2 separate regions of the Mus musculus genome follow, and region 2 is linked to region 1. The links are chromatin loops, found by intact Hi-C in ENCODE. Cell type or tissue: left cerebral cortex. All regions are shown on one strand. Links, peaks and the distances in the headings refer to the core of each region. The heading gives the core; the rest is flanking DNA.

Region 1 (5,750 bases), core at 647-4,646:
TCTTCCATTTCCCTTTAGAAAAGGGCAGGCCTCCCAGGGACATCAATAAAACAAGGTATAACAAGTTACAATAGAACTAGGCGCACACCTTCATATCAAGGCTGGACAAGACAACACAATAGGAGAAAAGGGGTCTCTAAAAGCATACAAAAGAGTAAGAGACAGCCTTTGTCCCTGCTGTTAGGAGTCTCACAAGAGCATCAAGCTATACAACTGTAACATACATGCAGAAGACCTGGTTCAGACCCATACAGGCTTCCTGATTGTCACTTCAGTCTCTGTGAACCCCTATGAGCCCTGCTTAGTTGTTTAGGGCTATGTTCTCGTGGTGTCCTTGACCCCTCTTTGCTCTCTGAAATCCTTTCTCCCCCCCTTTCCTCTCGGGTCCCATGAGCTCGGCCTAATGTTTAGTTAAACCCAGTGTCTCTTGTCTCTGTGTTTGCTGGGCCTGTAGTGAGTTGAAGCCCTACCTGGGTAAGGGTAACTTGATGAATCCCTGGCTCCAACAAAAAAACAAGCAAACATCCCAAAACCAAACGGTAACAAACAAAACCATAAAACAAAAACAGCAGAGAATTAGATTCTCTAACTTCCTGGTTCAGGGCTGTTTCCAGAACAGAATCCAGGTTCCAGTTTAGTAAGGAAACAAAATACATACCATCACAATATGAAGGTGTGCTGCTGGCTCTGCCATAGCTCTGCCTTTTCTTTGGTTGTCTGTAAACATGGAAGAGAACTAGAATGATGGCTCACACATGAAAGTCTAGCACTTAAGAAGCCGAGGTAAGATAGCCTTGAGTTTGCGGTGGCTTGGATAGAGGATAGTTTGAGTTTGAGTTCGATCTGGATTGCAAGTTCCAGGACAGCCAGGGCTACACAGTGACACCCAGGAGATGGAGCTGAATTCAGAGAGCCTCAGATCGGATGGCATGGCGCATGTAAAGCTGTCAGTGGTGGATGGTGTCAGGGAGCAGTGTGTCAGGAAGCAGTGTGTCAGGGAGCAGTGTGTCAGGGAGCAGTGTGTCAGGGAGCAGTGTGTCAGGGAGCAGTGTGAACTCTTTTTAATTCTTTGCACAGGGACAGAACCTAACCCTTAGGAAACTCCATCAACTGCCAGCTACTGGTATTTCCAACTGTTAGCTGGGCTCTTACCAATCCTGAAAACCATCAAAACCATCAAGAGCTTTCCCCTCAGCCTATCTGAAAACCTGAGTGGTGGGAAAATTTTCTTAATGCAAGAAAGAAAATAGATGAGTCACATGAAATACTTCAAATACATAGCACGCTGACTAGGAGAGCCTATCCCTCCACTTCCCTCTTCTCCATCATTTCCAATAAACCAAACATTAAATATTGGGATATGTATACAAGTTGGTTCTTGTCTTTTGGGGGTCATGGACACCCTTATAAGTGTGGATGCAGGGAACTGGGGAGCTGGCTCATTCAGTAAAGTGCTTGTTCTATAAGCAAGAGGACCTGACTTCAATCCCCAGCATTCCATAAAAGTTGAATGCAGGGGTATATGTCTGTAATGCCTGAATTGGGGAGGCAGAGACAGAGGGATTCCTGGGGCTTGCTGGCCAGCCAGCCTAGGCAAACCAGTAACTGTCAGGTTCAGTGAGAGACCTTGTTTCAGACATTAAGATGGGGAAGAACTGAAGAAGATACTCAACACTGACCATATGTATCATGTGTACCCACATATGCATGTACATACACACGCATACACACACACACACACACACACACACACACACACACACACACAATCAAGTATAGAATCCCAGTTCCCTCTCAGAGAGTGGAGCTTTGCACATATAACTGAAACCATTGTGTATTTTGTCCCATTGCCCATGAGAACTCATGTTCATCTCTTTCACACTATGAACTACTGAGAACATTCTAGAAAAGATAGAACCTATACTCTTGAGATGGTGAGTCTGAAGGCCTAGAGGGTTTTTTTTTTTCCTTGTGATTAAGTATTTCCCTGAAGCAACTTTCTGGAGGAGAGCCTTATTTTGGCTCACAGTTTGAAGCTCCCACCCATTACAACAGAGAAGGCATGGCGGCAGGCAGCTCTGTGGCAGCAGGCAGCTCAGCACTGCTCGATCACATGTGTGCAGGTCAGGAGGCAGAGGGTTCAGGTTGGAATCCCAGAGAATTACTTCCTCTAGCTAGATCCCATTTCTACAAGGTTAATAGTCTCCCAAACAGCCCGCTTTCTGAAGACCAAGTCTTTGTGTGTGTGTGTGTGTGTGTGTGTGTGTGTGTGTGTGAGTATATGTACATTTTACATTTCAATGTAACAGTCCTGAGAAAGACTTGGCTGGAGTCTTCTATGGGAGCTTCTGAGCCCAAAACATTATCTTTCTCTGGGACCTCCTGGTATAATTATCTATCTGCTCCACAGCCCTGTATGAAGCTGTTTCCCAAATCTCTCACACATCAGGCTGCGTGGGTGTTGCACACATATTCATGCGCATGCGTGCACACAGGGACATAGACACACACAGACACACACACACAGACACAGACACAGACACACACAGACACACACACACACACACACACACACACACACGCACACGCACACGCACATGAATAAGTAAGCCAAATTATGACTAAAATATAAAGAGCCAGTAGTGGTCAAGAGGCAGAGCCACATCTCAGAGACTGAGGCCAGCCTGGTGTACATAGGGAGACCCTGTCTCAGGAAAAACAACAACACCCCAAACAAACAATAAGAACAACTAAATGAGGGAAAGACAGAAAACAGGAAAGGGAGTGTACCTGTTGACCTCCAGCTTCTTTGCTTCGCATCCCCCAGTGTAGGTGGATAGACCCAGCCTTTGCTCAGAACACGTTCTTCTTGAGAGTTCTCCATGTCGTTTTCTAGGCTGCTCCAAACCATTCCAAATACAGAGCCAAAGATAAGGGTGACTGCGCTGTCCATCCTCTCCCAAACTCTTTGGGAGTCTCTCCTCTACTTTCCTTCCTAGGGCATGGGGTGAGACCTGGCTGGAGACATGGCTTTGCCTCAATGGCTGTCCATTAGGTACTTGCTCTAGTGGGCGCCCAGGATTGACCCGTCACCCGCAGTGCCCATTACGGCCAGCAGAGGGCGGTGGCGAGCCAGCAGAGTTGTACAGAGCTGCCCGGCGCGGACCCGGAGTCCGAGCGCAGAAACCCCACTGCCACCGCGAGGCGGCTTGCAGCGGGAGGCGCCTGCTTCTTTCCTCATCCCCAAGATCAGGCATCGAGAGCCCCCACCTAGAGCCATGGCCAGCCCCCCAGGCAGCCCTGAAGATGCAGACAAGCTGAGAGGAGGCAGGGAGGGCCGGCAGAGGAGGGAGGACGACGCTCCGGAGCAGAAGAGGTTGAGGCTGGGGCTGCGAGCGGGAAGCGAGCCCCAGGACGGAGCCACGACACCGCGTCCAGCCCAGGACGAGCTCGACACCCACACAGGTGGCGAAGGCAGAAGTGTAAGTAAGCCCGGGCAGCTGGGACGTGGGTCAGGGCTGTGGTGGTCTAGGGATGCTTGACCATCGCCTGGGTGAAGTTGGTAACTGGGCAGCAACTCCTGCAGGCGCATTGTGCTTGCTTGGAGGGACCGACCGGGGATCTTGGATGCTTGGTGACAAGAACTGTGCTTATGTGCTGTTGATTTCCTAATAAGCTCACAAGGTGTGGCTGGTGGGGAGCAGTCCCAGTTGGACTCTGTGGCTTGCCTAAGGGGAGGCCCCCCCGAAAGGAGAAGGATGTGGGTTGCTTTAAGCAGCTCTAAGCTAGCACCCCCATTTTGGCCAGGGCTGTCAGGGTCCCTTTTTGGGACATCACTGTTTGTGTAAAACTGTCCCCTTGGGAGGGTCTCTGGGACAACAGGGCTCATCATGTCCTGCGGCGGAGTTCAGCCTGGGACCGCAGTTAGTGTGCTCTAGTCACCAGGCCCTCACCTTCCTGTCCCTTCCACATGGTCTGGGAAGTGTAGACCAGAGGCACATGGCTTCCACCCTAGTCCCCAAATTCTGCTCCTTAGCCTCACAGACAGGGACAGCCAGGCAAAGTTCTTGGAATCCGTTGGCACTTCTACCAGGCTCTGTCCCTGGCAGCCAAGGGTAAATGTTGCGTCTGTGTATGGTGCTTCTTGGGGCATGACTGGGATGGAGACCATTTGGGCCCCGGAGATTCAGCTCGTTCTCGGGACTCTCTCCCAGGTGTGATTCGGCAGGCCTTGTGCTGGGAGGCACTTGCTGTCCTTGCCGAGGCTGCCACCTTGGCTGTTTTGAATGATTAGTGGGGTTGAATCCTTTGCTTCCCCCATGCTTGCTGGGCTGGGCTTGTCTTATCAATCTGACGACTTGCTGATGAGTCTTGAGGGAGTGGTCCCTTCCTCCTGAGTCATTTGGGTGGCAGCTGGCCACCTTGAAGCTCAGTGGTCCTGCATAGGCTGGCTCTTGTATTAATACTCATGTCCCTATGGATGCTACTGCATTCTGAAGAGGGCTACAAACCCATTGGGGCCAGGTGAACAGCCTCTGAGATCCCAGTGGAAGATGATACTCGTGGACAGTTTCCTTAGCCACATGGTGGAAAGGCCTAGAAGGGACTGGGAGGAAGTGCCTGGTTCCAGGCAGAGTGGCAGTGCAGTGTCATGAAACTTTGGTGGCTTGGAACTTCCCTTTCCCCCCTTCATTTCCTGCTCAGAGACAGGACTCTGCTGAAGAATGGGATTCTAGCATCAGTGGAAGTGACCCAGGGCAGTTGAATGCCTAGCTGTCAAGGTTGAGTGCATATTCTGCCTGTCCTTAGCTGTGTGTCCTTGGGCAAATCAAATAACCTCTCTGAGCTGTAGCATCTTGATGGCAAGACGGATGTGTCAATAGACCCAGTTTCATGGTGGTCTTATTCCCAAGATTAAGTAAGACTTGTTTGGAAGAAACACTTTGAGTGGCTCTGGTATACTGTGTGCTCAATAATGTGATTTAGTGCCAGAATTAACCCTAAGGAACTAGCTCTTAGTGGGGCATCAGCATGTCCCCACTGAGTGCTTTCTGAAAAGAAAATTATTAAAAGAATTCTGTGTAATTGAGAGAAATTTGCTAAGACAGAAATCCCACTGAGCCTTTGGCAAGGAGTGTGGTGGTGGGTGGCAGGAACCCTATGGTATAGGTTTGAAGGGAAATGCAGGAACTAGACAGAAATTATTTCCTCCAGGCCTGGTCATAAGTTTCTTTTTTAGGGGTTCTGTGGCCCCCTGGGCAACTCTCCTGTCTTTAGTTTAAAGATTACCCAGGGCCTAGGGTGGCCTATAACGCCTGCCAAACTCCTTTTCCAAGTTTGCATCGTCGTCTGATCATCCAGGGACTGTTTGCAGGCTGGGGCAGGTGTGTGTGTGTGTGTGTGTGTGTGTGTGTGTGTGTGTGTGTGTGTGTGAAGGCATAGAGGATGGGAAGCAGAGAGTGAGGGGGTGCTGAAGAGACATGGCCCCTTCCTGGGGCAGCTGAGTCCCCGTCTCCACCCATGGCTCTGAGAGAATGGGTCAAGCAGAGAGCAGCACCCTTCCTGGGGTTTTGTCTTAGTGACTCTTTAGCTTGTTGAGAGTGTCACAACCCTCCTTGTTCTTTAGTGACAGGTCACTGTGGACTTTTCTCTGTATAAGCTGCTGGGCCATCAGGCTATGTCCAGACATCTTTTTTTTTTTGAAGGATAAAACGTCCCTTCTCATCTCCTGACGATCTGGTGGAGGAGGC
Region 2 (5,750 bases), core at 752-4,751, 160 kb after region 1:
TGACTGACATGGAACAAATCCCCCTAAACTCAATGGATTAAAACAATGAACACTAGGCACCTCACAGGAATTGTGTGGTGGGTTTGTGTGGCATCCTGCATCGGAATTTTTGATGGGCTGTCATGGGAATGCCACCAGGGCTGTGTGTAACTCCAGGCTTGATGGAAGGTCTGTAGCTATTATACTCCATGCTGAGTGGATATACTAGTTCTTTGCCACATAGATGGACTTGTCTCTAGGGTAGCACATTTCAGCAAATGGCTTCCCTTATAGTACAGTGAGTGCACATCTTAGGGTCAGAGCCGGGACCCTGGCTGCTCGAAGGAGCAAGGTTCAGCCACTCCTTGGTAGGCCAATTAAAGAGAAAGACAAAGAAAGAAGATTTATTCAAGGTGACCACGAGGAAGAAACACCAAAGATGTCACACACTTTGACACAAAGTTCAGGTTTAAATAAAGGGCAAGGTGTCCACATAGCTATGCAGGTCCATCCAAAGGGTCCTGCACACTGATATTGACTGGTTCTCAGGCCTGTCCTCATTGTTGGACTCTTGTCACTCCTGTAAGGTGGTCTGACAAGATGTCCAAACCATGTGAAATCCTTCCTGAGAGACATGTTTATCTCTGGCTGTCACCAGGGTCCCAGTCTTTTCCTTCGGAATTCTCCCAGAATGAAGGAAATTCCAATTTTCTAGGGACCGTTGTTTCAATAGCATGGTAGCCAAAGGGAGTAGGACAACCAACTAGATTCTTTGCAGAATGTCTTCACTCCTTTCAGGAGAGTTACGAGTGGGTACCCAAGAGGGAGGGGATGGGGTTTTGTGCATGAAAAACAGATGAGCAAAGAAGTATAAAAGATGACGATGCCTTTTCTCGGTGAGTGTTGAATACGGAGCCTGGTTTTCAATCTGTGGTTTGTGGAGTCTGAGGAGGAAACAAGGCAATCAATGGCTACGCCTTCCCACATTGTTTTCTAGAACAACACAAAAGTAACAGTGCCAATAGTAGAAAGGTTGGTGGGAGTGATGGTAGTGATTACCTTAGTGATACTTACGGTGGTTGTGATTATTATGGTGGTGATGGTGACAAGGTGGGTGTGATGAGGGTAATGATGATGAGTTATGGCAATGATGATGTTAGTGGTGATGGTGGTCATGACGATGGTGGTGGTGGTGGTGTGCTACATGTCATGGGGTCTTGGCAAGTATGTTTCCAGGCAAGTTCTCTTCTGGAATTAGCCACACTTTTCCATGTGACTATGCTCGGGCACATTGGTGTGCCCTAACTCATCCATAGTCAGTTGGTAGGCAGCAGAGCCAAGCATGGTACCTAGCTGCACATGGTACTGCAGCTTCATGGGCAGGACATGGAGGTGGCTGTGCATAAGTGCATTATGGGGTTGCCACGGTGAAAGCTGGCGTCATTCACCTTTATCCCCTGAACCCTCTCAATGACTGTGCCTGATTGCTCCCAAGTTTCTGCAGACCGTCATGTGCTCAAGATAGAGGAGAACAGAAAATAGACACAGTCATCCTAAGGTGCACAGCTTACTTCCACAGGCTGGGCCCTGGGATGAGTTAAATTCTGACTTAGACAGGTGGGCTATAAGAACATTTCTGGGTGGTGTGTGTGTGTGTGTGTGTGTGTGTGTGTGTACATGCCTGTGGTCTCAGTTCTTGGGAGGCTGAGGCAGGAAGATAATGAATTTGTGTCTAGTATGGGCTACATAGCAAAATCCAAACCACACTAGGCAGATTTGGACTCACATTCAACTTTAGCACTTTGTGGTCTTGGGCAAGAGGGGGTCTTGGTCTTTTCTCTCAGTGTCTTTGACAAGTGGTGACACCAGCACCTGCTGTTTTGGATGAGAGCACAGCATCTTTGCCACTGGCTGGCATTGCTGTTTGTCACTGATACATCCTGAAATCTGTACCTTCTGGCCAAGGATCTGAAACCTGCCTGGGTTCTCTTTCATGACAGAGAAATGTTCTCACTGTTCCAGCCACCCTGCTGTGGGGGATTTCCTTGTGGGGACAGAGACAAAGAGGCCCAGTTGCTTCCCAAGGTTACACAGCTGATTTGATGATGAGCTGGACACGGAGGTCAGTCTGGACTCTCCAACCTTATCTTGGTTTTTATACCAGGACCTGCAGGCCCTCTTGGCTCTAGAAGTGCTGACTGAGAGGATGTCTCACAGCTGGAGCAGCTGGAGGGAGGTCAGGCTCAGGGCAGGTCTACTGCATCCTGCTGAGGTTTTGTGCTGTTAGCCAGCTGGCCTTGAGCTGTGGGCACTGACCGGGGTGTCCAGTGTTGCAGGGTCAGGGATGTAAGGGACAGGGGATGTGGTTGCTCACCTTCTGTGGCCACATGGTGCTGCAACTAGGTGTGGCCTAATTCACTGTGGTGACAAGTTGCCTGTGAATGGGGCTAACTTGGCTCTATAGTAGTCATCCACTTATACCATGTGTGCTGTGCTTGTTTGTGTGTCAGTCCTCACTTCCACCTTATTTCAGACTGCATCTCGTCATTCTCTGCATACGCAAGGCTAGTTGGCCTCTCTTGGATCCCCTCCTGCCCCCTCCCCGGAATGCCTGGGTGTCACATGCACGCTCCCATGGCCAACTCTGCATGGGTTGCTGGGGATCCTTACACACTTGTGAGACAAGTGCTTTACCCAGTCCTGGGACAAGCCCATTTGACTTGTCCAAGTCATTAAGTCCTCACAAGACTCTGTGAGGTCATTGGGGCCACCTCCCATAGAACAGCAATCAGCAATGACGAGTTGCTCACCTCCGGTGTCCCAGTGCCAGAGCAATGATTTGGAAGCAGATTGCCCTGCCTGTTAACTACGTGTCCCCCCCCCCCCCCTTGTGTGTGCTGGGACTTCCAGAGGTGAGGAGGAAGAATGGAATGTTGCTACCAGGCTTTTTCTGAAAGAATTTCTCTAGGGTGCTGACAAAGGTGAGTCTTCAGCTTGTTACAGGGCCTACTCCAGGGCTGAAGCAAGAGTGGCCAGCTTAGCTCCCAGGGCCTCTCCTCTACCAGCTCTTAGCCTACAGGATTCTCCAGTTTTGAATTCTCTGGGAGGCCAGATCAGTCTAGTCCCTCAACCAGAGCCGAGTTCATGGGGCCATAGCGCCCCCTGCAGGCTGTGAGTAGAGGTACAGCTACACAAGACTTCATGACTAGTGTTTGTTTGTTTGTTTTTGTTTTGACTTGTTTTTCTTCTTTTAAATCCAAAACAAATATTTGTATAGGTAACGAACCCCAAGAGGACAGCCTAAAAGATTTCCATAGAACAGATGCACACTGGACACAAGAACTCTTGCCTAGCAGTGGGTCCCTTGTTCCCTGGGATCCATAGAAGTTTGGTTCTTGGACAGCCATAGGTACACAGACCCAAAGATGTGCCAGTCTCTTTTATAGAAAGTTTCAGAGTTCCAAATAATCCCCACATACCCACCATTTCCTACACCATCTCTAGATGCTGTATAACTCCTAGCACAGCAATGTGAATGCCTGCCTGCCTGCCTGTCTGTCTGTCTGTCTGTCTGTCTGTGATGGATTGTTTAGTGAATACTGATGATTCAACAATTTAAGTCTATATAAGTAAGCAAGTATATTTTCAGTGTGTGGCTGGTTTCATCAACAGATGTAGGATTGGAGGCTCTGAACCTGTGGATTTGGAGGTCAGTGGTGTTTTTCAAGAGCCATGGGCACTTTACCCTTGCCCGTCTTCCTATCCATGGAGTCACCAGTGATGTGTGCTTTCTACCTGACTTCTTCCATGAGAGATGGATATGTTCACCACATCGCAGGCACCCTCATAGCTGTGCCAACCTGGTCTGTAATAAACCTGAAGGTGCCCATAGGAGCACGGGCCCTGCTAGTGTGTGTCAAGAAAAGTTTTATTGGAACGTGGCCACACCCTTATTTCCACGCTCGTGTGTCTGCTTTCACATCCTGTGAGCAGAGCTGATCAGGCGTGGCAGGCACAACAGAGCTTTGTACAGTAAGAGCTTGTCCATGAATGCCTAGCTTAGGCAATCCTTGTACCTCAGGGCTGCAATTCTGGGTTTCACTCCTGCCTTGGTTTTTTCTTCCTTCAGACAACCTCCCAGCATCTTGGAGACTTTTTGTTGTTGTGACAAAGCTGGGGAATGACAACTGAAAAGGAAGGGATTTCTTGTGACTCTTGGTCACAAAGGTTGCAGCCAGTGATCACCTGACTCCATAGAGTCTGAGAGAGCCAGAGGAAGGGTGGGACTGGAGAACAAAGGGGTTGAAGAGGTCAGCTCAGGAACTTTGGAAAATTTCACTGAACCCCTCTCCTCCTGGAAGAAAAAGTTCATAGAACACATAGGTACCCCTCTCTTCTGGGAGAGGCATTACATTCCTCAGACCACAGTGGGGAGCAACCTGCAGATGCACCCAGAGCACGTAGACACATTCCTCAGGGCAGATGGACTGTCCCTCCCTCCCCTTCCGGACAAGGAAAGCCCTTGCTACCTTATTCCCTAAGACCAATCAGTTTAAAAGTCACACTGTTCTGCTAATCATATTGTGCCTAGTGGCTGTTGTTCTATTCTACCCCTGAAAGCTGTATAAAAACTGGCCAAATGGGCTGCCTGAGGTCGCCACTTCTCCTTCTGGTGTAGGATGACCCCAACACATTGGAACAATAAATTCTTCTTGCTTTTGCATCAATCCCTGGCTCTGAATTGTCCACTCGGGGGTTCCCAGTAAGCTAAGGCTTGTCAGAGTCTTACAGAGTGTCCTCCAACTGGACAGGAGGCAGAAGGAAACAGAATGGGACCACAGGAGAACTCTCAAAGGTCCAGTCCCTCAAGGCTCCACAGCCTCTCCAAATAGCACCAGCACCCTGAGACCAAGTGCTCCAATGTGAGCATAGGGTCCACTCCAGACTCACCTCACGGGCCCTTTTCCTCCCCCTGTGGAATTCCTGTTCTGGAGAACATGTCTACCTAAGACCTGGTGGAGCTTGAGCACACACACACACACAGTGGGGGGAGAGAGAGGGAGAGAAGGGGGGAGTAGAGGGAAAGGGGAAGGGAGGAGATGGAAGGGGGATGAAGGGGAGGGAGAGGGGGAGGAGTAGAAGGGAAGGAGGAGGGAGAGAGAAAGAGAGAAGGGGAGAGAGGAGAGAGAGAAGGGGGAGAGAGAGGGAGAGAGAGAGGGGAGAGAAAGAGAGAGAGAGGGAGAGGCAGAGAGAGGGAGGGGAGAGCGAGTGCTGCCTCAGTTACCTCAGTTGCCCCTCTCCCTCTATTGGTTGGTGTTTCCTGGCACTGATTAACAGTGTTGCCCAGGCATACCCAGGCTGGACAGATGTAATGGGAATGGTCCATGAGTGACAACTCAGATCTGGCAAGATGGATGGAGCTGCCTGGCTTCCCCCCCCCCCCCCCCCCCCGAGTGAGACTAGGCTGAGCGTCGATGCAGCAGTGTGTTCTTTTCTGCTCGTTAAAGTTTAATGTCTGAAAACAGCTCCATTGCCTCTACTGGAGACCCTGAGCACACTTACAGGTAACCACACCAGAGACTGATTAAATCTTTCCCTTTGTGCTAGTTTGAGGGAAGATGTTTTTGCTACCATAGTCAAAATACAAAATGAGCCACCCTGCCATGTTTGTTGTTGCTCCAGAGCAGACAGAGGGGGCAGAGCAGAGGAGCAAGGAAATAAAAAGGGATTTACAAAGGCAGGTGTTAAACAGGCCTCTCATGAGGATTCCA

Evidence for each region. A loop is a pair of places that touch in the nucleus more often than their neighbours do. Peaks named below come from ENCODE experiments on the same cell type or tissue, not always from the same donor. Only the 100,000 strongest peaks of a DNase experiment are listed, where the experiment ranks them.
Region 2: it touches region 1 in a loop (8-fold over the local background); 27 of 42 quality-filtered maps call a loop at or near these places.

What each region holds. Positions count from the first base shown.
Region 1 is chr16:5,303,663-5,309,412 of GRCm38, forward strand. It overlaps Gm52265 (a long non-coding RNA gene), which reads right to left and starts at 3,002. Exons shown (of 3, transcript XR_003951975.1): 1 at 2,791-3,002. Gm41414 (predicted gene, 41414) reads left to right here and starts at 3,176. Exons shown (of 3, transcript NR_169081.1): 1 at 3,176-3,482. In left cerebral cortex, for the core only: a CTCF peak has its summit at 3,119 (motif pointing right); a DNase peak (open chromatin) is centred at 3,126; H3K4me3 peaks cover 748 bases; H3K27ac peaks cover 172 bases.
Region 2 is chr16:5,464,691-5,470,440 of GRCm38, forward strand. No RefSeq gene overlaps it. Among named protein-coding and RNA genes, the nearest start is that of Gm41416, 16 kb to the right of the region's middle. In left cerebral cortex, for the core only: a CTCF peak has its summit at 3,151 (motif pointing left); a DNase peak (open chromatin) is centred at 3,107.